Linked DNA regions of Homo sapiens: regions 1, 2, 3, 4 and 6 are each linked to region 5. The links are chromatin contacts, found by Hi-C or POLR2A ChIA-PET in ENCODE. All regions are on one chromosome and are shown on one strand. Each heading gives the region's core, a stretch centred on a gene start or an enhancer-like site at or near the end of the contact. The rest is flanking DNA. Distances are from core to core; before and after follow the strand shown. Region 1 holds the start of PDCD1LG2 (programmed cell death 1 ligand 2). Region 2 holds the start of RIC1 (RIC1 partner of RAB6A GEF complex). Region 3 holds the start of CD274 (CD274 molecule). Region 4 has its middle 180 kb from the start of DMAC1. Region 5 holds the start of KDM4C (lysine demethylase 4C). Region 6 holds the start of RCL1 (RNA terminal phosphate cyclase like 1).

The links. Hi-C counts contacts between places; a loop is a spot of excess contacts on that map. ChIA-PET counts read pairs that join two places held with the same protein, here RNA polymerase II (POLR2A). Pooled maps may share reads with other maps.
Region 1: a loop to region 5 is called in a map with no recorded cell type, with 4 times the contacts of the local background. The contact joins the promoter of PDCD1LG2 here to the promoter of KDM4C in region 5. A Hi-C loop is called at or near these places in 1 of 37 single-sample maps with no recorded cell type and 2 of 50 pooled maps. POLR2A ChIA-PET finds 5 or more read pairs at or near these places in 1 of 52 experiments (HEK293).
Region 2: a loop to region 5 is called in a map of B cell, with 26 times the contacts of the local background. The contact joins the promoter of RIC1 here to the promoter of KDM4C in region 5. A Hi-C loop is called at or near these places in 9 of 168 maps with a recorded cell type or tissue (B cell, CD4-positive, alpha-beta T cell, CD4-positive, alpha-beta memory T cell and 5 more), 7 of 37 single-sample maps with no recorded cell type and 26 of 50 pooled maps. POLR2A ChIA-PET finds 5 or more read pairs at or near these places in 5 of 52 experiments (CD4-positive, alpha-beta T cell, CD4-positive, alpha-beta memory T cell, activated B cell and 2 more).
Region 3: a map with no recorded cell type shows a loop between it and region 5 (6-fold over the local background). The contact joins the promoter of CD274 here to the promoter of KDM4C in region 5. A Hi-C loop is called at or near these places in 2 of 37 single-sample maps with no recorded cell type and 9 of 50 pooled maps. POLR2A ChIA-PET finds 5 or more read pairs at or near these places in 1 of 52 experiments (activated CD4-positive, alpha-beta T cell).
Region 4: a loop to region 5 is called in a map of B cell, with 7 times the contacts of the local background. The contact joins the enhancer-like site here to the promoter of KDM4C in region 5. A Hi-C loop is called at or near these places in 4 of 168 maps with a recorded cell type or tissue (B cell, CD4-positive, alpha-beta memory T cell and naive thymus-derived CD4-positive, alpha-beta T cell), 2 of 37 single-sample maps with no recorded cell type and 11 of 50 pooled maps. POLR2A ChIA-PET finds 5 or more read pairs at or near these places in 1 of 52 experiments (activated naive CD4-positive, alpha-beta T cell).
Region 6: a loop to region 5 is called in a map of naive thymus-derived CD4-positive, alpha-beta T cell, with 21 times the contacts of the local background. The contact joins the promoter of RCL1 here to the promoter of KDM4C in region 5. A Hi-C loop is called at or near these places in 1 of 168 maps with a recorded cell type or tissue (naive thymus-derived CD4-positive, alpha-beta T cell) and 13 of 50 pooled maps. POLR2A ChIA-PET finds 5 or more read pairs at or near these places in 2 of 52 experiments (CD4-positive, alpha-beta T cell and CD4-positive, alpha-beta memory T cell).

The regions. Positions count from the first base shown.
Region 1 is chr9:5,508,175-5,512,412 of GRCh38, forward strand. It overlaps PDCD1LG2 (programmed cell death 1 ligand 2), which reads left to right and starts at 2,357. Exons shown (of 7, transcript NM_025239.4): 1 at 2,357-2,629. All of the region lies in intron 2 of INCR1 (interferon stimulated noncoding RNA 1), which reads right to left. RefSeq lists enhancers at 905-2,104, 2,046-2,125, 2,186-2,245, 2,406-2,455.
Region 2 is chr9:5,627,760-5,632,095 of GRCh38, forward strand. RIC1 (RIC1 partner of RAB6A GEF complex) reads left to right here and starts at 1,348. Exons shown (of 26, transcript NM_020829.4): 1 at 1,348-1,694. The coding sequence starts at 1,551. It overlaps INCR1 (interferon stimulated noncoding RNA 1), which reads right to left and starts at 1,968. Exons shown (of 3, transcript XR_007061406.1): 1 at 1,808-1,968. RefSeq lists a silencer at 1,108-1,647 and an enhancer at 1,668-2,168.
Region 3 is chr9:5,449,292-5,453,505 of GRCh38, forward strand. CD274 (CD274 molecule) reads left to right here and starts at 1,251. Exons shown (of 7, transcript NM_014143.4): 1 at 1,251-1,305. RefSeq lists enhancers at 1,028-1,077, 1,368-1,527.
Region 4 is chr9:7,974,786-7,979,387 of GRCh38, forward strand. No RefSeq gene overlaps it. Among named protein-coding and RNA genes, the nearest start is that of DMAC1, 180 kb to the left of the region's middle. RefSeq lists an enhancer at 1,966-2,075. Within about 2 kb of position 1,731, at least 8 of the 41 ENCODE cell types and tissues checked have a DNase peak (open chromatin) inside an H3K27ac peak, as active enhancers do; they include B cell, where a contact is called at or near this core.
Region 5 is chr9:6,756,430-6,760,570 of GRCh38, forward strand. KDM4C (lysine demethylase 4C) reads left to right here and starts at 1,544. Exons shown (of 22, transcript NM_015061.6): 1 at 1,544-1,774. RefSeq lists enhancers at 1-346, 1,078-1,437, 2,638-2,857 and silencers at 1,478-1,717, 1,808-1,977.
Region 6 is chr9:4,790,250-4,794,267 of GRCh38, forward strand. It overlaps RCL1 (RNA terminal phosphate cyclase like 1), which reads left to right and starts at 2,695. Exons shown (of 9, transcript NM_005772.5): 1 at 2,695-2,978. The coding sequence starts at 2,843. RefSeq lists enhancers at 1,952-2,001, 2,822-2,871, 2,946-3,445 and a silencer at 2,382-2,741.

The DNA of each region.
Region 1 (4,238 bases), core at 1,107-3,606, 1.2 Mb before region 5:
TGGAAGTCATTATGCTTAGCAAATTAATGCAGGAACAGAAAACCAAATACCACATGTGTTCACATATAAGTGGGAGCTAAGTGATAAGAACACATGGACACAAAGAGGGGAACAACACAAACTGGAGCCTAGCTGAGGGTGGAGGCCCCAGGGAGGAGGGAGATGAGCAAAAAAAAAAAAAAAAAAAAAAAAAAAAAAAAAAAAAATGACTGGGTTCTAGGCTTAGTATCTAGGGGACAAAATAATCTGTATGACAAACCTCCATGACACGAGTTTACCTATGTAAAATAAAAGTTTAACAAAAAACTAAAAAAGTTACCTATGTAAAACAAAAGTTTAACAAAAAACTAAAAAAAGTTACCTCCACCCAGAAATGCCTTTATTAACACTTTGGTTTGTAACCCTCCATTATTTTCTCTAGACATATAGATTTATGAGGCAGGCTAATGTGCTGAGACACTAGCTTGAGTTTCATTTGGCCTTGCTGTGAATATACCTGGGCCTTCCTTTGCTTCAGGATGCCCTAAACTGTGGCAAAGCAGAGCTGAACTGCCCAAAGGAAAGTGTGAAGAGGAGAGGCAGGCCAAGCCTGGAGAAAGGCTACCCAAGAGAGAGGAAAGGAAACTGTGGTGAGTGCACCTCACTCCTAAAGAAGGACAGGAACTCTGGTAGGTGAGGTGTGTTTTCCATAGATACTAAAACTCAAAGCCACACAGGGGACATATGTCCATTCCTCAGCCAGTCACTGTGGCCAGGAACAGAGGGTCAGGTAAGAGAATGGCAACTCCTAAGGAAACCACATGCCTGGAGCCGTGGGTGTAGAAGCAGATCCCCAGAGGAAGCACGGGTCCCACAGACACAGTCCCAACTCTTGCCGTCTAGGCAGCCACTCCCATCTGTAGGTACTACACAGCTTCGTAGTACTTCTTAAAGTACTTCTTGTTCAAGCGATGGGACGAAAAGAGGATGCAGGACAAGGAGGAGGAAAGGAGATCCTTGCTTTTGTAGAAGAAACAAGGAGGCAGGGAAGGCTTAGAGGACAGGCAAGGAGAGATGTTTTCTTAAAAACATCCTCTGTCTGAGTGTTCAGCCCCACATCTCTGCTGGTCCTACCCCTATAAGCACAAGGAAAAGGGCGGGAGGCAGCAGGAGAAGGATTGATCATTCAGGCCTATATTCAAGTTTGCCTTTTCTTGCCATGTGGTTTTAATCTCACCAATCACAAGCCTGAAGGTATAGTGGGGCCACTGAGGTCCGAGTTCAAATTCAGCCATGCAACTAAGGAAACATTGTTTGATCTTGGTCCTGTTTTCTCATGTGTAAAATGGGTCTAACTCTAAACCACACATTGCACTGAGAATGAAATGAGGCACTATGAAATGAAGTGAGGTTAGTTGAATAATGTTCCCCCCAAATTCATGTCTACTGAGGACCTCAGAATGTGACTATATTTGGAAGTAGGGTCTACGCAGATGTAGTCTAAATGAGGTCATACTGCATTAGGGTGGGCACTAATCAAACGGATGGTATCCTCATAAGAGGAGAGGAATGTAGAGATACACACAGAAAAGAATGTCATTTGAAGATGGAGGCAGAGATTGGAGTGATACAACTATAAGTCAGGGAATGCCAAGGACTTGAGGTCATGTGTTACAGAAGCCCTAGGAAATGAGTCAATTTCCTGGCACAGCACTAAGACATGCTGGTATTCTTCATTCCATCCCTTTCCCCTATTCCTAAATGTGCTCCAGGGACAATGGGGAAGCTGGAGCACATATAAGAATAGGGGAAAGAGAGGGAATAAAAGGGTATTAAAAACTCTCAAGGTATGTTAAAAAAAAGACTCTCAACAAACCAGGTATTGAAGGAACATACCTCAAAATAATAAGAGCCATCTATGATGAACCCACAGCCAACATCACACTGAATAGGCAAAAGCTGGAAGGATGCCCCTTGAAAACCGGCACAAGACAAGGCTGCCTTCTCTCACCACTCCTATTCACCATACTATTGGAAGTCCTGGCCAGAGCAATCAGGCAAGAGAAAGAAAGAAAAGGCATCCAAGAAGGAAGAGAGGAAGTCAAACTACCCATGTTTGCAGATGACATAATTTTATATCTAGAAAATCCCACAGTCTCAGCCCAAAAGCTCCTTAAGCTGATAAACTTCAGAAAGTTTCAGGATCCCACATGAACATACAAAAATCACTAGTATTCCTAAACACCAACCATAGCTAAGCCAAGAGCCAAATCAGGAATGCAATCCCATTCACAGACAAACTGCTAAAAGCAAAACCAAAACTTTCCAAATAAGCCAGGCTTTCGTCAGTTCCTCAGAACTAGTTCTGGTTTGACTCACTCTCATGTTACGGCAAACCTTAAGCTGAATGAACAACTTTTCTTCTCTTGAATATATCTTAACGCCAAATTTTGAGTGCTTTTTTGTTACCCATCCTCATATGTCCCAGCTAGAAAGAATCCTGGGTTGGAGCTACTGCATGTTGATTGTTTTGTTTTTCCTTTTGGCTGTTCATTTTGGTGGCTACTATAAGGAAATCTAACACAAACAGCAACTGTTTTTTGTTGTTTACTTTTGCATCTTTACTTGTGGAGCTGTGGCAAGTCCTCATGTGAGTAACGAGTGGGTTGAGATACTCTCATACTATTATGTTGTGGACCATGATGAGGCTGCCAGGGTGGGGGAAGGGTGGCCTACCTTCTCTCCACACCATTTGAGGCAAGAGACATTCTGCCTCAGAAATTGTGCTGAGGGGCACAAATAAGCTAATGTCCTCCTGCCCCAGATTTCTCTCACTTGTTCCTATGCATATTGTTCTTGTTGCTCAGTTTTATAAGGTGAGATATTTTCTGCACCAAATATGTGCACTGTAAAATAATATAACTATTCTTAAGATTGTCTCTCAGCTTAGAGTTTTCGGAGGCTTAATGGTGAAGAACTTAAAAATCTGTTTTCCTATGACTGACATCTGTTTGTGATTATCCATTTAGCAGACGGTGATCCCTCCAGGCTGGCCTTTGTTTACAAGCTATGCCTAAGAGGCAGCTGTTGGTGGAGGGGGAACAAAAACAAAAAACCCAAAACTATTATCTTAATAACTTATAGAGGTAATCATTATTGAACAAAAGCATGATTTGGGGACTATGGAAAGGCTTATTCTTTCCATATAAAATGATCAGCGAAAAGGTAGAAAAATTAAACAGAACTGAAATAATTGCTATTGATTGCTCACCGCCTGGATGCACTGAGTAGAAGAGCAAAGGCAATGGGTTCATGTGGAGGGGATGGAGGTGGAGAGGCTAAGCCTGAGTGAGATTACCAACTAATCAGGACTTTTAACCCAAAAATACTATGGCTCTGAGGGGCAGGGAATGAGAGACCTAAATTGACAAAATGCAGAGTAAAAATATTCAGTGTGAGCAGTAATGAGACAGTTGTATCAGGGTCAAATACGGAGTTGGCCTGGATGTCCTCCAAGCTCCTTTCCAAGCCTAAGATTCTGTGAGTGGATGAACAATCCTGGTCCTGCTGCTCTTGCCACTGGAACCTGATCTATTTGCCTTCATTATTTGAGGTCTCCCCATCATCAGGCTCTTTGTTGTCTGCTGCTTCAGGGTGTCTTCTCCCCAGATTTCTCCTGTTGGTGAGCTTTTCCATTGAACTGGAGCTCCTCACAGGCAAGAAGCACACCTTTAAGGTTCTCTGAGTCCCAAGTTCCTAGTGCAGTACCTGGCAATACACATAGGTGCTTAGTGGGTGCTTGCCGAATTGTTGAATGGATTTATTTGATGAAATGTCAGGAGAATCACCAGAAATGAAATGTTCGTGTAATGGACAGGGGGAAGTTTGAGGTTGATTTGAAAAAGGAGATGGTAGAGACAGTATTATGGGTCATGCTTCAGAGTTTATTTGCTTTACAATACATTGGACAGCAACCAGTAGATTGTTGTGTGTCATTTTAATTCCACATGCTAATGTCCAAATATGTCATATGTCTTAATTGTTGCATACGTGGGTTACTCTGTAAAGGGGCAACTGTAGTATCACCTCCTCATGCCACACCCTGCTCCACTGTAGCTGGGCTCGATAACCTTCAAATCAACTCACAGAATTCCAGGACAGACAAGAGCATCTGAAAGGTTATCTAGCCCCAGTCACCTCTGATGCCTTCCAGCTGTCTCTAACACACCTGTGGGCTGACTTCCAGTTCTTAGTCTTCA
Region 2 (4,336 bases), core at 98-2,597, 1.1 Mb before region 5:
GCTGGAGTGCAGTGGAGGGATCTTGGTTTGCTGCAACTTCCGCCTCCCAGGTTCAAGCGATTCTCCTGCCTTAGCCTCCTGAGGAACTGGGATTACAGGCACCTGCCACCACGCCCAGCTAATTTTTGTATTTTCAGTAAGACGGGGGTTTCACGATGTTGGCCAGGCTGGTCTCGAACTGCTTACCTAAAGTGATCTGCCCGCCTCGGCCTCCCAAAATGCTGGGATTACAGGCGTGAGCCCCAGCACCCCGCCTACGTTGCTACTTTTTAATGTGGGGTCATTTTTTAAACCTGGCTTTTTAATTGAAAAAGTAATACAAACATATGGAAAAATTCAAACTGTACTAAAAAAGGTAGACAATGAGAAGCAAATCTTTCTTCTATTTCAGACTCCTCCTTCCCCCATTCCACACCATATCCCCTCAACCCTCCTTCTATTCAGACGTTACCACTGGGTCAATCCGTTGAAAGTTACAGCTAAGGTGATACCTGGGGTCCAAAAGCTAAATATGGACCTACGCTATCACCAGTCCCTTCCAGTTCTAAAACTAAGTCCAAGCCTTTTGCAGCACGAAAGAGATAGCCTCCTCTCATCTAAAGTTATGGCTGGTAAGGCTGAGACGAATGGAAATGGATTTCAAAGACATAGATTTAGAACTCCTGAAAGGCAGGAGACAGAACTCAATACTTTCATGGTGAGTGGTTTATTTACTGATTAAATAAACGCTCCCTTAGGGATGTAAGCTCCACACCGGCAGGAGCTTCATCACCAGCTCTCACTGCAGACCCCGGCATTAAAGGAGCTCACACGGTAAAAGCCCCTACCGCCCACCACAGCCACAGCGGCCGGCAGCCCAAAGTGGGAAACCGCGCCGGCCGTCACGTGACTCCAGCTCCCCCCGGCAACCGGCCCGCCCCCACCGAGACCCCGCCAATCCGGAAGGGAGGTCCAATTTGGCCAGGCCAGGGCGTGTTCCACCGGCCCAGTAGCCTTGCTGCTGCGTTATCCCTAGACTCGCCCCACTTGCCTCGGAGTCTCAGGCCGTTGCCTAGGTCCTCCCGGTAAAACCCTGGAGACTGCTAGGGAGAGGAGCAAGGGAGGGGCCAGCGCGCAGAAGTGCGGACGCAACCCGGCGGCCGCGGGCGAGGCTTATGCAGAGCTTCAAGAAACAGCTAGGGAGACCGCAGGAGTCTCCAGAGCGCGCGCGCGGGCCCTCCCCGGCCCGACCCACGCGGCGCGGCGTGGTGACGCCCGCGCGGCCTGAGGAAGGGGCGGGGTCGGGGCGGGCCTCCGCGCTCCTCCCGCCCTCTCTGTGTCCCTACTCTCCCTCCCCTTCCCTCCCCCACACTCGGCCCCGTCAGCTTGGGGGTGCCTTCGTCGCGCAGCCTTGCGTCGGCCCGGCCCGGCCAGGCCAGCGGGCAGATGCCCCGAGCTGCCGCCGCCGCCGCCGCCGACTCGGCCGGTGGCGGTGTGGGAGGTGGGCGACCAGCCCGGGGCCGCTGAGTGTGACGGACGCAACTGGGGGCGCCGGGGGCTCCGCACGGACCATGTATTTTCTGAGCGGCTGGCCCAAGAGGCTGCTGTGCCCTCTGGGGAGCCCGGCCGAGGCGCCTTTCCACGTTCAGTCCGACCCGCAGAGGGCTTTCTTCGCCGTGCTGGCCGCGGCCCGCCTCAGCATCTGGTACAGCCGAGTAAGTAGAGCCGCCCGCCGCCTTTCGCCGCTGCCTCCCCGGCCTCCCGGCGCCGTCCCACCCCCAACTTCCACCCAGAGCCTAGGACTCCTGCCCCTTCGTGCCAGACCCACCTGCCTTCGCAGTCCGCGTCCTCGTTCCACCGAATTGGCCGCAGGTACCCGCCGGCTGCAGGCACGTCCTCCAGCCGGCGGTCCGGGGTGGATGAAGTCGCTGCTGCCGAAAATCCCTGAGCCTCCCCGCGTTGGACCGACGGCCGCGGCGTGCAGACTCCGCACGCTCCCCGGCCGAGCCCAGACTTGTTCTTCTCTCCCTTCCCCCATTCCCCGAGGGACAAATTTGTTTAAACTTTCCACAATTAGAAATCCGGCCGCTGTGGTGCCCCAACCCTCCCTTACTTTAAAGGTCGCCGTTTTGGAGTTAGGGAAAGCCTCTTGGGCTTTACCCAGCGCCAGACTTTACAGGCCTGTAATAACTTATTTCTACAAACTACAGCCTGAATTCTTTATTCTTCACTAAAGGTCTGGTTATTTAACTCCCCTCTTTAACCCCAACATCCCTTCCCCACTTTCGAGTTGGTCTTTTTCTTTGCTGCTGCTCTTGGACTCTTCGGAATAGGGGGTTAAAGGAGCGGAAGTAGAACTCAAATCTGTCCGCGGAACTCCCAGTTATAACACCTGGAAATAATAAGGCTTGGGAGGAGCATGGAACTGAATTCTGTTTTTGCTTTAAGTCCTGGTTATCTTTTTCTTTCTTGTATTGAATTACTGAGTAGATATGAGAAAGAAATAAGTGGTGGATGGGATACTCCCTACTCTCTGCAAACACTGCTATAACTTTGTCTATGAGAACGACAGAGTTCAGAGTATAAAAATGCTTTTTTTCCTCCCCAAAGAAGGCAGTACCAATCGATGTCAGAGTGAAGTTTTTCTCCTTTCCAAGTTAATTTGACCATGTGGGGATAGGTTGTGATCTTGTCCTTATTAGGTGTTCGTGAAATACTGGTTTTAGTTTGTTAAAATCCCCAAATCTTTGTGTGTTGCTGTTCCATTACCTGTAATGCCCTTGACAGTCCTCACCCACTTCCCTGGTAATACTGGTGATGGGATTTAGTGACGGGTAATTCTGGTGTCTCCTTTGACTGTCATAGTTGGGCTGTAAATCAGACTATTTGCCATCAAGTTTTGGCTGATCTAATTTTCAAATGCAAATCAGAACAAAACAAACTTATAAAATCGTAATACCAACAATATGACTATTTTGTCTAGTGCCTGATTGTATTTTGAATATATATGTATGTATGTGTGTGTGTATATATATAAACATATGTGTAAATATATATAAAGTATCATCTGGTTCCTAAATGAGATATTCGTTTACAATGTATATGCCAGTTGAATAATTTTTAATTTGTTTAGGTGTATATAACTCAACTTTAAAGCACATGCAGAAAAAAATAGAACTTGAATTTAAATTGTCTTTTGAATTTAATACATAATTCCTTTTGAATGTAACAAATTTAGACTTTCGTCTAAAATTTAACTTTTCTTACCTTTAAAAAGGCAGACCTAACTTAATTTTAAATAAAAGTAAACAATATGACCTATGAATTGACCAGAAGCCTGTAAACCACTTTATTCCCCCATAAGAGAAGCATAAACATATGCTTTAATTTAGGGACATTGTGAATATTCTTAAGCATGTCTATTGTTTGGTTTTGGAGTTACATACGACATCTAGAAATCCAAGGCAGTTCTGGAATTTAAACTATTCATACTCTTCTTTCAAATTCCCACCTCACATGCAACTTCCTTTTTCCACAGAAGTCCAGGGACCCCTACTATTAAGTTCTGTTGTGCAAAAGTTAGGCTGTAGGGAACCCATGGGTTTAGAGGTCTGGAGTGAAATGAAATGCAGGAATACCTTAGAGGAGGCTGTATAGTACTGTAGTATGAGTGGTTAACCTTGGTCTCTGGGCACCAGCTTTGTTGTCACTGAAAAAAATCAGATATTCACGAGGTCAAGAGATCGAGACCATCCTGGCCAACATGGTGAAATCCCGTCTCTACTAAAAATACAAAAAAATAGCTGGGCGTGGTGGTGCACGCCTATAGCCCCAGCTACTCGGGAGGCTGAGGCAGGAGAATCGCTTGAACCCAAGAGGCAGAGGTTGCAGTGAGCCAAGATCCCACCACTGCACTCCAGCCTGGCGACAGAGCAAGACTCTGTCTCAAAAAAAAAAAAAAAAAAAAATCAAATATTGAACCAAGTGATTATAAGGTGTATGATTACATGCCTAGGTGAGTGGGATACATATGCTAGACTCCAGCTTCCAATCTTCTCTTCCTGGGATATGCCCTTTCTTACTCTGTATGAAAGTTTTCATTTTGATTTTCTAATTTGTAAACTTCCTGAAAGTATGTAAGTTAATTAGGTTAACAAACTTCATTTAAAAGTGAAAATGCCTTTAGGTAAATTAAAGGGCTATCAGTTATACTTCCATAATTTAGAGTGAATTGGTTTAAAAAGTTCTCATGGAGCTGCTAAAAGCTTTGATTTTTGAGAGGCTGTAGATACAAGTAGTTTTATAATAATATGTGAAGATCTACAGGATTTTACAGAGTTGAAGTCTTACAGCTGCT
Region 3 (4,214 bases), core at 1-2,500, 1.3 Mb before region 5:
CCTCAAAAGTGATTTGAAAGAAGGAACATCTGAGCTGGGCCCAAACCCTATTGCAATTTTATTGGGGCCAAAGAGAACTCCATGCTCCTGCCAAATCAAGGCAGTGTCAGCCTCAATAATTTCCCAGATAAAAATAAAAATCTGTGATACAATCAGAATGTGAAAATTCTTATTTTGGAAGCAAATGTCATAACCAATGCAAGGGCTATCTCAATATTCATTCATTATGCAGTATTTTGAACTGCAGTTGAAATGAATAAGAAGGAAAGGCAAACAACGAAGAGTCCAATTTCTCAATTTAGAAAAAGAGAAAAAAAAGAAAAGGGAGCACACAGGCACGGTGGCTCAAGCCTGTAATATCAGCACTTTGGCGGATCACTTGAGGTCAAGGAGTTCGAGAAAAGAGAGCACCTAGAAGTTCAGCGCGGGATAATACTTAAGTAAATTATGACACCATCGTCTGTCATCTTGGGCCCATTCACTAACCCAAAGCTTTCAAAAGGGCTTTCTTAACCCTCACCTAGAATAGGCTTCCGCAGCCTTAATCCTTAGGGTGGCAGAATATCAGGGACCCTGAGCATTCTTAAAAGATGTAGCTCGGGATGGGAAGTTCTTTTAATGACAAAGCAAATGAAGTTTCATTATGTCGAGGAACTTTGAGGAAGTCACAGAATCCACGATTTAAAAATATATTTCCTATTATACACCCATACACACACACACACACCTACTTTCTAGAATAAAAACCAAAGCCATATGGGTCTGCTGCTGACTTTTTATATGTTGTAGAGTTATATCAAGTTATGTCAAGATGTTCAGTCACCTTGAAGAGGCTTTTATCAGAAAGGGGGACGCCTTTCTGATAAAGGTTAAGGGGTAACCTTAAGCTCTTACCCCTCTGAAGGTAAAATCAAGGTGCGTTCAGATGTTGGCTTGTTGTAAATTTCTTTTTTTATTAATAACATACTAAATGTGGATTTGCTTTAATCTTCGAAACTCTTCCCGGTGAAAATCTCATTTACAAGAAAACTGGACTGACATGTTTCACTTTCTGTTTCATTTCTATACACAGCTTTATTCCTAGGACACCAACACTAGATACCTAAACTGAAAGCTTCCGCCGATTTCACCGAAGGTCAGGAAAGTCCAACGCCCGGCAAACTGGATTTGCTGCCTTGGGCAGAGGTGGGCGGGACCCCGCCTCCGGGCCTGGCGCAACGCTGAGCAGCTGGCGCGTCCCGCGCGGCCCCAGTTCTGCGCAGCTTCCCGAGGCTCCGCACCAGCCGCGCTTCTGTCCGCCTGCAGGTAGGGAGCGTTGTTCCTCCGCGGGTGCCCACGGCCCAGTATCTCTGGCTAGCTCGCTGGGCACTTTAGGACGGAGGGTCTCTACACCCTTTCTTTGGGATGGAGAGAGGAGAAGGGAAAGGGAACGCGATGGTCTAGGGGGCAGTAGAGCCAATTACCTGTTGGGGTTAATAAGAACAGGCAATGCATCTGGCCTTCCTCCAGGCGCGATTCAGTTTTGCTCTAAAAATAATTTATACCTCTAAAAATAAATAAGATAGGTAGTATAGGATAGGTAGTCATTCTTATGCGACTGTGTGTTCAGAATATAGCTCTGATGCTAGGCTGGAGGTCTGGACACGGGTCCAAGTCCACCGCCAGCTGCTTGCTAGTAACATGACTTGTGTAAGTTATCCCAGCTGCAGCATCTAAGTAAGTCTCTTCCTGCGCTAAGCAGGTCCAGGATCCCTGAACGGAATTTATTTGCTCTGTCCATTCTGAGAACCCAAAGGAGTCCTAAAAGAGGAATGGAGGAGCCTAAGAATAAAAATAGTATAATAAAACATTTCTTAGACACATTGACCTTGGCCTATGTCAAAGTTCAGTCTGGGTTTGTCTTATAACACAAGGAGTAAAAGTACCATTGTTCTACCTCTTTTTTTAATACTTGAAAAAAATTTACTGTGGATGCTTTTCTATGAATTAAATAACCTTCTAAAAAATGTTTTCATTGCTGCATTCGATTAGATTGGGTAACTAAATGAAATTAATTCCTCACTGTTGGGTATAAAGGTTATTTACAGTGGTTCTGTCTTAGCCATTCACTGAACTCATTGCATATATATCTCTGGAATATTGCTGATTGTTTCCTTCAAGTAAACTTAGAAGTGTAACTACTTAGTCAAAGAGCCTGAATATTTTAAAGGCCTTTTGAAGAAAACTGAAAATGCTTTCCAGAAAGGATGTATCAGTTGACAATGACAGTCGTCAACAGTATTTAAGGAGAACTATGATACTCTGAAGAAAAACTTAGCCTTTCTCAGTAAAAGTAGGTAGGCAGAGGCCACATGACAGCAGTTAGAGTGTGGTCTTCAAGGAAGTCACAGAAATACTGTGGGGAATTGAAACCCCATGTGGAAAATGTACAAGAGTGTCTCAGTGTGACTGAGAAGGAGGTTGGGCATGGGGTTTCATGGAGTTTAATAAAGTTTGGTCACTTAGTAGAGGTTTAATAAATCAACTGTCTTAATCTTTGATCCTACTTAAGAATTTTTTTTTTGTTTTTGTAGAGATGGGGCTCTTGTTATGTTGCCCAGGCTGTTCTCGAACTCCTAGCCTCAGGCGATCCTCCCTCCTCAGGCTCCAGAAGTCCTGGGATTACTGGCGGGAGCCACCATGCAGGCCTCTTGCTCCTACTTTTGAGAAAGGAAGTTTAACCGGTTTTTTTTGTCTTTTTTTTTTTTTTTTTGAGACAGAGTCTCACTCTGTTGCCCATGCTGGAGTGCAGTGGTGCAATCTCAGCTCACTGCCTCCCGGGTTCAAGTGATTCTCCTGCCTCAGCCTCCCGAGTAGCTGGGACTACAGGCACCTGCCACCACGCCCAGCTAATTTTTGTATTTTTAGTAGAAATGGGGTTTCACCATATTGGCCAGGCTGATCTCGAACTCCTGACCTCAGGTGATCCGCCTGCCTCGGCCTCCCAAAGTGCTGGGATTACAGGCATGAGCCACTGCTCCTGGCTGCTTAACTTTTTCTCTATCTCATCCTCCTACCCATCCTACCCTTGGAAGATAGAGAAGTAGTATTAGTTCCATAGTGTTATACTGGGCTTCCCCCAGGGACAAACCCACTTCCCCAACCTGAATGAGCCATCACTTCTTCCCCAGTTTACATTTCATTGCTCTTTAAATGTCTCCATTCGGATATGGGAATTCACATATGGTCATAATTCTTACCTGAAGAAGATGTCAGTCTTCTTCTCTTAGACCAACTGCCCTGATATGAGGTTTAGAGGTTAAAGAACATGTGTGTATTTACATGATCTTTGTATTCTGCCTTTTCGTCCCTCACTAATGACAGCTGCACCCCAAGGAAATGGAGCTGTGGAAGAGAGGGTTTGATAAGAAATTAAGTAAATATTGGATCTAATCCATCACCCTCCAGGAAGCCTTTATTACTCCTAAAAATTTCAACCAAATTCATTAAAGGACAAGAACTCCACCAGAGTAGGCCATAAACATTGGCAAAATTAGTTGTAATCCATGACTAGATTTAATGTCCCTTTGTTTTATTCCCATATGGTTATAATGCTTTGCTTGGCATTAGGGGTATTTTAAGTTTTCTTCTGCCTAGTAAGTGAATTTGTGTTTATAATACAATAATCATAAAATATCACATTAATATTTTATAACTGTACAGTTATAAAATATTTTATAAGTAATATTTATATTTTATAAGTAATATTTTATAACTGTACAGTTAACTCTGGCCCAAGGAAAAGATAGTCTGATAGATGCTGCAGCCCCATTTTAGCAAATGTGACCTCACAGGCCTGAATGCCATCGCTATTCCACATCTACAGGATAGACGGAAAGGAAAGAAATAAAAAAATAGGTACCTAACACTGGCAAGAGGATGATGACTCATGTTATTTCACTTAACCTTTTTATCTTTTAACATGAAGGACTCATACAGGTTGATAAGAAACCAGTGACATAAACAGACCAAAAAATGATCAGATCTTTCAAATTAGCAAAAAAATAATATTTTTTAAACAATGGGTGAAAATACAGTGTAACAGTACCAATTATCAACATGTGTTGAGAACCAGAAAAATGTTCTTTTTCTTTGATCAGCAACACTATTTGGGAAAATCTATCCTCAGGGCCTAGCCTGGGGCCCTGGCACACAGTAGGCACTCAACGAATATT
Region 4 (4,602 bases), core at 481-2,980, 1.2 Mb after region 5:
GCTGGTTGCTGTGAAAATACTCAGCAGTCGGAGGAACAGGAAGTGTCCATGGCTGCATTTGCAAATTTGTTCAGTTGCTCTCAAATTGCTAGCTTTCTGATGTGATCTCTGCTCATTTCCCCCACCCTAGCACCTGCCTCACTCTAGCACCCGTTTATGCCATTGCCCCCAAAAGAAGCCTTGCCATTTGACCAATTGTCCCATGCCCATTTTCAGACACCTCAGAATCTCTTCTCCCATCTCCGCTGTAAACTCAAGTTTCTTAAACCTTTCCAGAGCAAGTCCAGTCCAATCCAATCACATTGTTCCGTTGGGAATATCTTTGCTAATGGCAGCAGTGGGTGGAGAGAGGTCCTTGCCGTTATTTTGTCAATGTGTCTTGATCCTGTCTTTTCCAATTAATGATAAGTTCCTTGATGACAGGACCCATCTCTTTTTCCTCCTTCACTTCCCACAGTGGCCATAGAATAAATATAGACAGTATAGCCTATTAGGGAAAAGTGATTTACACAGAAATGAAGCATTCTTACTTTTTATTTCCAGTTGCCCAAAGACTTAGCAAAGTTGATCCTGCTACCTAATGAGGCATCTCTCATTCCCACAGTCTCTGCCTAGCTCCCCGCATATTAGAAAAATGTGACAATTTACAACTTTGTTGGGGAGCTAGGAACATTCGTTCCTGGAGCAGGTTAAACTGTTAGCAGGGTGGAAACTATTTCTTCAAACTAGATGTAATCTGCAATTCTAGTAAAGCACTTAGCAACAATTCCAGTTGATCCTCACTTGTGAGTTTATATGCGTAATACCCACAAGGGCCGTACCCATGTTTGTTTTGTTTATTTTTGTATCAAAAACCTTAGCCTAGAAACTAGTGCAAAGGAGTCGAAGACCCTGTCCATTCATATATTCAGCAAATACATTGAGCACCCACACACCCACAAAGTGTGTGTCTTTTGTTCACTGCTGTCTTCCCCATACCTAGGGAAGGTAGGGACTGCCTTCTTGGTTAACTTCTGGCTCAAAAAAAGTAAGAGCTAAGAATTAGCAATGCTTACTCTGTGCCTGGCACTTTTTAAAGTATATTACATGTATTTTAGATGTTTAATCTTTATAGTATCCTACAAATTAGGGATTATTAATATCCTTATTTTTACAGATGTGAAAATTCAGACACTTTTCTGCATAAATATGTACATAGTACTTATGTGTTGTAATATACACATTACAATATAGCATATATTTGTCATATAACATAACATGTATATGCACATAAATACATACTATAATACACATAGCATATATTATATGTAATACATATCATATATACATATATACATGTACATATGTTCATGTATTGATATAAACATATATTCACACACATACCCATATAACACTGATAAAAATGAAGTTGCTCTAGTGTAAGCGTGATGGCAAGAAGGGCTGAAATCTGCTGGCCTTTCGTCTTGTCGTCACCCATCCCCTCCATATCCTCTAAGGCACTTTCTCAGAGCCCAGTTTGAAACCACTCATCTAGCCCTTGTCTCTCATTTTACATTTGAAGAAAGTGAGGCTCAGAGAGGGAAAGTGACTTATTTAAGGTCTCACAGCTTCATTAGCTGTGGGCTAAAGGCTGAGCCAAGACTAGAATGCCCCAATTTTCAGATAAAAAAAGCTGAAGCTCAGGGATATTGTCATTTACCCATGAGCTCACAGGCAGGAAGTGGTGAAACTATCATTAAACTACGGTTGGCCTTGTTCTTTTGTGGTTTCATTTCACTAAGCCTCTGACACCCTGACCTCAACTTCCTTCTGTAGATATGTCACCTGGCCTCCTTCAGTCTAAGACACTACACACTGGCCACACACTTTGTCATCCTCATAGACTGACAACCTGCTCTCACATACCCTGCTTTCTTACTGTGTAGGCTCTCTTTTCTTGCTCAGAATGTCCTTCCCCACTTCTTCATGTGCCAACTCCTAGTCATCCTACAAGAACCACATTCACTTTAAGTTTCTTTTGAAGCCTTTTCAGTGTCCCATACCCTGATCCCATTACCTCTTCTATGTATGCAGGGCTTGCTTCATGCTTGTGTAACCCAAGGGCCCTGCATTTGATTTAACACATTTTAAAATTCTTAACAATTTATGAAAAAGGAAACCCATATGTTCATTCTGCCCTGGACCCTGCAAATTATGCAGCCAATCCTGTGTGTGTTTTTTCATGTTGCGTAGACTCTATTACAGTCAGTAACATATTGAGAAAGAGTGTGTGTCTCCTCTGATAGTCTATGAGCTCCTTGAAGCAAGAGGCTTGTCTTAGTCATTGCTGTATCCTCACACCAGACTCTACGGGATGCTCAGGATTCACCTGTTGATCTGTGAGGAAGCCCAAGGCTCAGTTAATGCCCCCCACCCTCCTTCCATAACAGTCTCCTGATTAGGAAACAGTGCTTGACCTCTAGACAATCTGAGTATCCACTCCAGGAAGTGGAACATTGCCTTCCCAATGTTGAAACTGTTAGCACTCAATCATGTTTCAGGAACATATAGAAGGTATGTGCCTATTCTGCTTCAATTGCTTTCCAAAATAAGTATACGAAAGTGGATAGAAAATATTTTAGTTTGATGAAGTAAGAATGTTATGAGGCAAAAGGAACTGACTTATCCCACTGGGTGGGGATTAGGTCTGGAATAAGATTGCACCATGACTAAAATGACTTCTTTAGCCAATGACATTCCTGAAGATTGGATCAGAGTAAAGTTAAACTAACCTACTCAAGGAAGACTTTCCTAAATCAGCCCCTTTGCTGTATAATTTAGTATGGAGAGCTGATTGTGGGTTTTTCTTGTTTCATTGTTTAATACATAGAGGTTTCACATTTCATTTTGAAACAGAAAGAGGGACTGGAAGAGATAAGTTAGTATGAGTGAGGAAAAGATTAGAAGGTAGAGATAGGATCGCAATGCTGTTATCACCTTTGCTTTATTGATAATCTCAGGAAGGACTAGACTGCTAAGAAAGAGGAGCCCAGATTGGAATAAAAGAGACGATGCCAGGATCAGCCTGTGAGAGGATGTCTCACTTAGTACACCTCAAGGATCATGTCAGCTGAGCATCTATACCCCGCGTGATGAATATTGCATACAGACTCTGCCTTCAAGTCATCCCCCATTCGACAAGCATTTATTTAAGGTTCTTACATTCCAGGACTTGTACTAGATGCTAGAAACAAACAGATAAGGAAAACGTAGGAAAATGCTTCTCTCAGGAAGCAATATTGTATATGAGTGGTGAAGAGCTTCAAATCTGGGGCCAAACTGCTGGGTTTGAAATTTGGCTTGGCCACCTACTGGCTGTGAAATCTTGGGCAACTTTCTTAATCACTCTGTGCCTCAGTTTCTTCATCTGTAAAATGAAATAGCCATAGTACTTATTACAAATAGGTAATAATTAGTGAGAATTAATTTGAGTCAATACATAAAAATGACTCAGAATAAAAGACCAGCTAAGAATATATACACACATACTTAGCTACTTATAATCTAGTAGGAAAGATGGGTATGTTATCAGAGGACTTACCATGCAAGACATTTGAAGACAAATCCCTGAAGTCTAGAGTGACACATCACCAATGGCTGATTGAATGCCACTGAGGTCATCAGCAATGGTAATGGAACACCTAAATATGACACCAAATGGACACCATAATAGCCTTAATCTCTGGAAGCTTTCAAATCACACTATATGGTTCTGGAGGCACTTAGACTGTCCACCTTCCATGGATGATTCTGGTTAGAAAGGAGGCAATGGGCAATGGCAAGGAGTGAGGGGAGAGATAGGGAAGTTTGCCTATGGCTCCTCACTACAGGGCCACATGGGAGAAGGCACAGCTAGGACCTCTTCCATTATGTGTATATATGGAAGTAGGGAAGGACTTCCCTTAATCTCTTATCTCTTTGTTACTTTGTGACAGTGCTTCTTTTTTTTTCTCTTTTTCCTTCTTTTTTTTTGAGACTGAGTCCCCCTCTGTTGCCCAGGCAGGAGTGCAGTGGCGTGATCTTGGCTCACTGCAACCTGCCTCCCTGGTTCAAGTGATTCTCTTGCCTTAGCCTCCTGAGTAGCTGGGATTACAGGCACAGGCCACTACGTCCAGCTAATTTCTGTATTTTTAGTAGAGATGGGGTGTCACCATGTTGGCCAGGCTGTTCTCGAACTCCTGACCTCAGGTGATCCTCCTGCCTCAGCCTCCCAAATTGCCAGGATCACATGCATAAGCCACTATGCCAGGCAAATGGTGTTTCTATCTCAATAAATATCAACAACAGACACCGAAAGTCTAAAACAGAAAAAGGTGGAAATTACTTTTCTTTTTTTTTTTTTTTTTGAGATGGAGTCTCACACTGTCGCCCAGGCTAGAGTGCAATGGCGTGATCTCGGCTCACTGCAACCTCGGTTTCCTGGGTTCAAGTGATTCTCCTGCCTCAGCCTCCCAAGTAGCTGGGATTACAGGTGTCTGCCACCATGCCCAGCTAATTTTTTTTGTATTTTTTTAGTAGAGATGGGGTTTCACTATGTTGGCCAGGCTGGTCTCAAACTCCTGA
Region 5 (4,141 bases), core at 294-2,793:
TGTGTGGCCGGGTGAAGTGGCTCACGCCTGTAATCCCAGCACTTTGGGAGGCCGAGGCGGGCGGATCACCTGAGGTCAGGAGTTTGTGACCAGCCTGGCCAACATGGCGAAACCCTGTCTCTACTGAAAATACAAAAATTAGCTGGGCGTGGTGGCGGGCGACTGTAATCCCAGCTACTCGGGAGGCTGAGGCAGGAGAATCTCTCGAACCCGTGAGGCGGAGGTTGCAGTAAGCCGAGATAGCGCCATTGCACTCCAAACTGGGCGACACAGCAAGACTCCGTCTCAAAAAAGAGTGTGTCTGTGTGTGTAGCGGAACTTTGTTTTTAACAACTAAAGAAATATGGTGACCCAATAATCCCGTTAGCCTTAGCTCAATTAATCACATTCCATCTGTCCTCACAATGTTCACCCCAGTGAGAAACGAGTTCAAGCGCGTGGTAAGCGGTGTCGATATATTTTTAAAATTCTGTTATCAGTATAATGTAACAGAAAATTCAGCATATTAGCCCAACTTTGCTCACTGGTGTGAAGATATGCCCAATCTTTCTTAGCTAAGACGTTAGAGAAAACGCCACAAGGGACCCAGCTGGGAGCTCTGTAGGAAGTTTAAAAAAAAAATCATTCAGCTTTGCAAAACATCTGATGCTCAACCATCTGTCTTTGGCAGTACAGGGGCTTAAGGTCTGGTTGGTTCCTTCTGACACCTCGGAAGGCGGAGTTACAGAGGAAAAGCAACAAGTTGTAGGAAGTTAACTTATCTAGTCTCAGACGCTGGAGGCACCTGCATTTCTAGTCACTTCAGTTCTGGCCAAACTGTTATCAACTCTAGTTTCTGAGGGACCGCCAGCCCAGGATTCCTATTGGGGTCACCTTTGTGCCTCCCTATCTTAAGAGCACACTTGGGCGGGTCGGGGCGGGACGTGCTGGGTGTAGGTGACTCAACACCGGACAGTTTTGCTTCCAGAGGCTGACACGCTCCTGCGCGGTAGTTGTTAAAGGGTTGGGACACGAAGATACTCTTCGCCTATTCGGGATCTCCCATTGTGGGAAGGAGGCTCAGTGGTCCCGGCCACCGGGTGAAGGGAGAACGGGAACACAGCGCTGTCATCGCCGGAGAGCTGCGAGCCCCGACTTTCTCGCCAGGCTCTCCAGTACATTCCGAGGCTCCACCCCGGTAACGCCACGCTGACGTCCGCGCGTCGGAGGCCGCCATAGGTGCGCGTCGGCGCCCAGGAGGACGTGTGGCGCGTGGACTACATCAGGTCCAGCCCTGCGGGACCCCAGCCAGCGCTTCCGGGCAAGGTTCTGTGCACCTGTTTTCTCCTTCTACGCGAGTATCTTTCCCCTCCGGAAAGAATGGGATATGCCTGTGTCCAAAGGACAAGAAGATGCGCGCCAGCAAGCCTAAGTTAACCACAGCGCGGAAGTTGAGCCCAAAGCAAGAGCGTGCCGGGCACCTTTAAGCTGTTTGTAAGCCCACGTGACTCACCAAGTGCGGGCCCCAGCGGTCACGTGACGGCGCGCGCGCCCTCGCGCAGGGAGAGCCGGCGGTGCGCGCGCCTTCGCCGCTGCCTCCCACCCACCCCCTCGACGGGAGGGTGAGGCGCGGCGCAGTGATCGGGCGGCCGGGGTCCTGTGCGCGTGCGCAGCGAACAGCTGTCACCTAGTGCGGAACAAGTCTCCCAAATTTCCCAAATCTCCCTGGGCCGGAGGCCACTGTCTTCTCTTCCTCCTCCACCGAGTCGTGCTCTCGCCCCAACCCGCGCGCCAGGTAACCGCTTTTCCGGAGTCTGGGGGCCAGGGCGGGGGGAGGGTCCGGAGAGGTCTTCCCGGCACTGCCCCCCTCCGCGTGGGGCACGGGGGTGCGGGCGTCCGGGCGAGCGGCGACGCTGGGGCAGAGACGCTCCGTCCGTGACTGCAGCGACTGTCAAGCTGGGGAGGGAGCGGCCGGCCGCGGCCGCAGGGGAGGGATGCGGGGGCCGGTGACAGCCCGCTCCGGCCCTTACCGAGGTTCGGTACCCGCGCTCGCCGTTTTCCCGGGATCCGGAGTCGGGGTCGCCTCCTTGGGGCAGAGGAGCGCTCGGGCGGTCCTGGGATGCGGACCTCTTAACGCCGCCAGTCGGCTGTGGCGGACTCCAGGAAGGCCGGGCCTGGTGCACCCCTCGGGGCCCTCCCTTCCCTGGGAGTGTCACGACCCGCGGGGTGAGGGTGGGAGCTCCTCTCCTGACCACCCGTTGCAGGCAGTCATCCCGTCATTCGGGGTCGTCTTCAGCCCTCGCGGCTGTCCTTTTGGTGTTTCTTTCCCCCGGCATGGGGCCATTTCTTCCTGCAGTGCCTGGAGGAACCATGATGCGGTGTAGACGGCGGGTGCTTAAATAAATGCGAGTTGGATTAGGGCGCGTGGACTGCCAGGCACAGAACGTGGCGTGGAGTGGGGACGTGGAGGAGGGAGCCAGACAGGCCGGGGCTGTAGGCAGGAGCTTGGGGTTTTCCTCTGTGCTCCGCCAGTAAAGCCAGCAGCCGGGATTCAGATGCTTTCCGCGTGGACTTGATGCTGGGCTCCCCCTTTGCTGCGCGGTGCAAGCCTGCGCTGGCTGGCTCTGATTGTGGGCAATACTACCGGGAGGGGTTTTGTCAGGTTCCTTCTTCCGGAAGAGACAAGGTAAACTTTTTTTTGCGCTTGATAAACTAACCCCGAGAGGTGATTTATAAAGCACTGTTCGGAAATGTAGGTTAGAAAAGCAGAGTCACTTTTATCCTGGTGAAAGTTACTAGTAGGTTCCGGCCACTTAGGTTCACACTAAACTCTGCCCTATTTTCACCCATTTCAGTTTGCGGTATTTAAAAAAATGTCTAAATTCCGGGCAGCTTGGCTTTACTGTTTCTATGGCAACGGTGACTAATATTCTCATTTCGAAGTGTTGTGGTTGAAAACTAGTGGTTTTAATTTTTAAAGGTCCATTTTTTATTAGGAAGCAGTCGGCTCTGCTTTGCGATTATCGCTTGCTTTCTTACCTTGCTGGCCTCCGCGCAACCCGCCCATAGTTTGTTTTGGAACGGATTACACGGTTGTTCGGGTTTTTTAGGTGCTTTTTCTCCCAATTTCAGTGTTATGAAAAGTTTTCACATAAGCTTTACAGTATCCCGCAAACTTGGTAATACAGTACAATTTAAACCGAAGACTTATTTCTTTTTATTAACAGACTTTAGTCAGTTGCTTTTCTAAAGTTGAAAATCAGACCCGGCGCCGTGGCTCCTGCCTGTAATCCCAACACTTTGGGAGGCCGAGGCGGGTGTATCACCTGAGGTCAGGAGTTCAAGACCAGCCTGGCCAAAATGGCGAAACCTCGTCTGTACCAAAAATTCAAAAATTAGCCAGGCATGGTGGCAGGCGCCTGTAATCCCAGCTGAGGCAAGAGAATCACTTGAATCCTGGAAGTGGAGGTTGCCGTGAGCCGAGATGGCACCACTGCACTCCAGCGTGGGTGACAGACTGAGACTCCATCTCAAAAAAAAAAAAAAGTAAAAATATAAATAAATAAATAAATAAATAAATAAATAAAAGCTTTTAGTAAATGAATAGTCTTGTGCAACCATCACCACAATGAATTTTTGAATTTTTTTAATCCCCAAAAGAAGCTCTGTTCCTATTAGCTGTCATTGCCTAGTTCCCTCCAATTCTATCCCCTTCTGTCCCTAGGCAACCACTAATCTGCTGTCTGTCTCAATAGATTTGGCTATTCTGGACATTTTATATACATGGAATAATACACTATCTGGTCTTCTGTGAGTGACTTCTTTCACTTGGCATAATGTTTTTTAAGGTTCATCCATGTTGCAGCCTGTATCAGTACTTCATTCCTTTTAATGGCTAATATTCTATTATGGATACATCACATTTTGTTTATTCATCAGTTGGTAGACATTTGTGTTATCTCTGCTTTTGGCTGAGTAATGCTATGAATATTTGTGAACTAGTTTTTGTGTGGACGCGTGTTTTCTCTACTCTTGGGTATATATATATATATATATAATGTAATTGCTAGGTTAAACATCTGTTGAATGACTGCATGCGTAAGGAGGGATAGTTAGTCTTGGGTGATACTCTTTTTTATTTATTTATTTATTTATTTATTTA
Region 6 (4,018 bases), core at 1,445-3,944, 2.0 Mb before region 5:
ATCATATCAAGTTAAAAAGCTTCTGCACAGCAAAGGAAACAATCAACAAACTGAAGAGACAACCCAAAGAGTGAGAAAACATATCTGCAAACTACTCATTTTGAGATATCATCTCATCCCAGTTAAGATGGCTTATATTCAAAAGACAGGCGATAACAAATACTGGTGAGGATGTGGAGAAAATGGAACCCTTGTACACTGTTGGTGGGAATGTAAATTCGTGCAACCACTATGGAGAACAGTTTGGAGGTGCCTCAAAAAACTAAAAATAGAGCTACCATATGATTCAGCAATCCCACTGCTGCGTGTATACCCAAAAGAAAGGAAATCAGCATATCAAAGAAATATCTGCACTCCCATGTTTGTTGCAGCACTCTTCACAATAGCTAAAATTTGAAAACAGTCAAAGTGTCCATCAACAGATGAATGGATAAAGAAAATGTGATACATATACACAATATAGTATTATTCAGCCATAAAAAAGAATGAAATCCTGTCATTTGCAACAACATGGATGAAACTGGAGATCATTATGTTAAGTGAAATAAGCCAGGCACAGAAAGAAAAACATCACATGTTCTCACCTATTTGTGGGATCAAACAATCAAAACAATTTAACTCATGGAAATAGAGAGTAGAAGGATGGTTACTAGAGACTGGAAAACATAGAGGGGGTGGGGATGTTGGGGGGCAGGTGGGGATAATAAATGTGTACAAAAATTAGAAAGAATAAGATCTACTATTTGATAGCACAACAAGGTGTCTGTAGTCAACAATAATTTAATTTTCATTTAAAAATAACTAAAACAGTATAATTGTTTTGTTTGTATAATAACACAAAGAATAAAATGCATGAGGGGATGAGTACCCTATCCTTCAGGATGTGATTATCACACATTGCATGCCTGTATCAAAACTTCTCCCGTACCTCATATATACATGTACCATCTACCTACAAAAATTAAAAATTAAAAAAATTATATGGAACCACAAAAGACCCAGAATAGCCAAACCTGTCCTAAGCAAAAAGAACAAAACTGGAGGAATCACATTACCTGACTTCAAATTATACTACAGAGCTAGAGTAAACAAAATGGCATGGTACTGGCATAAAAACAGACACATAGATCAGTAGAACAGAGCGGAGAACGCAGAGATAAATCCACACAGCTACGGTAAACTCATTTTCGACAAAGTTGCCAAGAACATACTCTGGGGAAAGGACAGTCTCTTCAATAAATGATGCTGAGAAAATTGGATATCCATATGCAAAAGAGTGAAACTAGATCTCTATCTCTTGCCATTTACAAAAATCAAAGAAAAATGGATTAAAGGCTGGGAGTGGTGGCTCACACTTGTGAGGCCAAGGTGGGCCAATCGCTTGAGGTTAGAAGTTTGAGACCAGCCTGGGTAACATGGCAAAAACCCATGTCTATACAAAATACAAAAATTAGCTGAGCATGGTGGTGCACACCTGTAGTTCCAGCTAATGGGGAGGCTGAGGTTGGAGGATTACTAGAACTCGGGAAGTTGAGGCTGCAGTGAGTCATGAGCATGCCACTCCACTCCACTTTATAACACACTGTTGTCTACATAAGGCTAGCTACATCCCTTAATCTTAAACTCCCACCGCTTTCAGACACTATCATACCCCGCCCCCCTTCCCCCCGCGAACCCCCGTGCATTCTGGGACTCATGGTTTGGTGAGTGTTGTCCAGGAATGGCTACAAACCCACATTACTATGATATCGGACTTCTACTTGTGTAGTCATTTGTTAGTTAACTGTACATTTTGGAAGGTTTTTGAGTAGAGAAGTGAAATAATCCAACGTTTGGGAAGATTTTCTTGTGCAGGATTGGAGGAGGACGGGAAAGAGGGAAAAAGCATTGCGCGCGTGTGTGTGTGTGAAGTTATTACAACTATCTATCTTGAAGCATGCGAGGTAGGAGGGCCTGAATTGCCATGAAACGCAATGACGATAAACGAAGGGACCCGTGAGAAAGGGGCAAAGAGGTGTCTCAATAAAATAAGCAACGGCCTGCTGTGGGAGGATTCGGGTCTCAGTATAGGCTGCCACTGTCAGCTTTGCAATATTCCTCGAGCCTTTATCCATGAGTAGGACAGGATGGCTCTACCTTGCAGGGTTACAGCATGGAGCTGCGGGACTGCGCCGGCAGTGCGCTGAGCGGCATCCCTGCGATAGGGTGAGTGCACCAACCCTTGTTGTCTCTCTTAGTAAGAAAGAGGAGGGGTAGATAATAGCATCTTCACCCCAGTAGTTGCCGTAAGTAGTAATGCTAAGAATCCGGCACGTCGTAGGCATCAATCTCAGTCCGCCATCTCCCCTTGCTACCACGCCAGGAGGTACACAGAGGAGACTGCCCCGACTGGCAACTCCCGCGCCGGGGTTCCCTGGCCATCCTCCCGCGTTCCCTCCAGCCGCGCGCTGTTGCCAGGGCCCGGGCACCGCCCAGCTCCACTACGGACCAATGGCAGCGCGGCTTGGGCACCGCCCAGCTTCAGCGGAAGCCAATGGAGGCGCGGCGCGGGCACCGCCCTGATCCGGCGCGGGCCAATAGCGGCGTGGCCCGAAGCGGGGGCCGCCCCGGTCGGGCGGGGAGGCGGGGAGGTGGCCACTGGCTCCGCCCCGCTCCCCTCTGACCCGGTGTCTAGTCTCTCCGTCTTCCTGTTCCAAACCACGTGGACGCGTCTGGGCTGCTGGAGGCAGCCCGAGCCGCCGCCGTCGGTGTCGCCGCCACCACCACCATCGGAGTCACGAGTCCCGCGTCTGTCCGAAGTCGCCGCTCTCGGGCTGCTCACGTCTCTTCGGAGAGCGCGCACATGGCGACTCAGGCGCACTCCCTCAGCTACGCAGGGTGCAACTTCTTGCGCCAACGTCTGGTCCTGTCTACCCTGAGCGGGCGCCCCGTCAAAATCCGAAAGATTCGGGCCAGAGACGACAACCCGGGCCTCCGAGGTAACTTGGTGTGGGCGGCGCGCGGCGTGGGCGCGGGGGCTGAGGGGAGACCGAGCTGATGCCGTGGGGGCCCGCGCGGTGTTGGTTGGGCGGCTCGGCGTCCGGCGAGCGCGTCGGGGAGGGCAGGTGGCGCGTCGCCTCCAAAGCCGGAGGGGCAGGCACAGTGGGGGAGGCGGGGTCGGGGCCCGAGGGGAGCGCTCAGCTGCAAGCTGCGCTCGGCGTCTCCGGGGCGCTGGTAGTAAACAGCTGCACGTTTTCCAGCTTTACGTGTAGCAACAAATCCCTGGCGTCGCCCCTTCGCGTCCCTTCGGCCCCTCTTGCCCTCGCCATAAACCTCTCAAAGGAGAAAAACAGTTTGTTGGACCGAAATATGGTGAATGAGCCGGGGGAGAGACATTGGGAGAGAAAAGTACCTTGGGTTGGTTCTCTGCCCTGTCTCAAAGCAGTTCTCAGAAGCAGCTGCCCCCTTGGACACCGGCTGTTCCTGTCGCCATGATTTCTCGGCTGCCCTCACACTTGTCCTTGGGTGTGGATAAAGAAATTTTTAAAATTCTGTGTTTGTTTTCAGCCGTGACTGTGATTGATGTGCGCAGGACAGGAGCTTTGAGATAGACTTTTAACAGTCATGGGCCTAATTGCCTTGACTTTAGAAAAGGGGTCGGTGACAATCGCTAAACTGCAGGCTTCCAAGCTCACTTCTTGCTCTGCAATGGTAGGTTAAAAAGAAATAGGCCCATTTAAACCCACATCTCATTAAATGGCGCCGGTTTTCAACTGGCCTTGGTTTACACCTGGCCCCCTGGCATGAGATACATGCATTTAAAAGCTTCTGACTGGTGGTTATCCCAAGTTGGGCGAGTCAGTAGTCAGGTGAAAAAGGAAAAAACCTGTCTGTAAATTGAAAAAGAGTGTTTGTGGTTGGTCCTGGAAGCTTCCTGAGCGGCGCTGATGTGTTTCATTTTGCACTGGCTCTTGTTTTATCTGTCTGAATGCATTTTTTGGATAGTTAGATCTCTGCCTCTCTTGGGTGGTGATTGGCT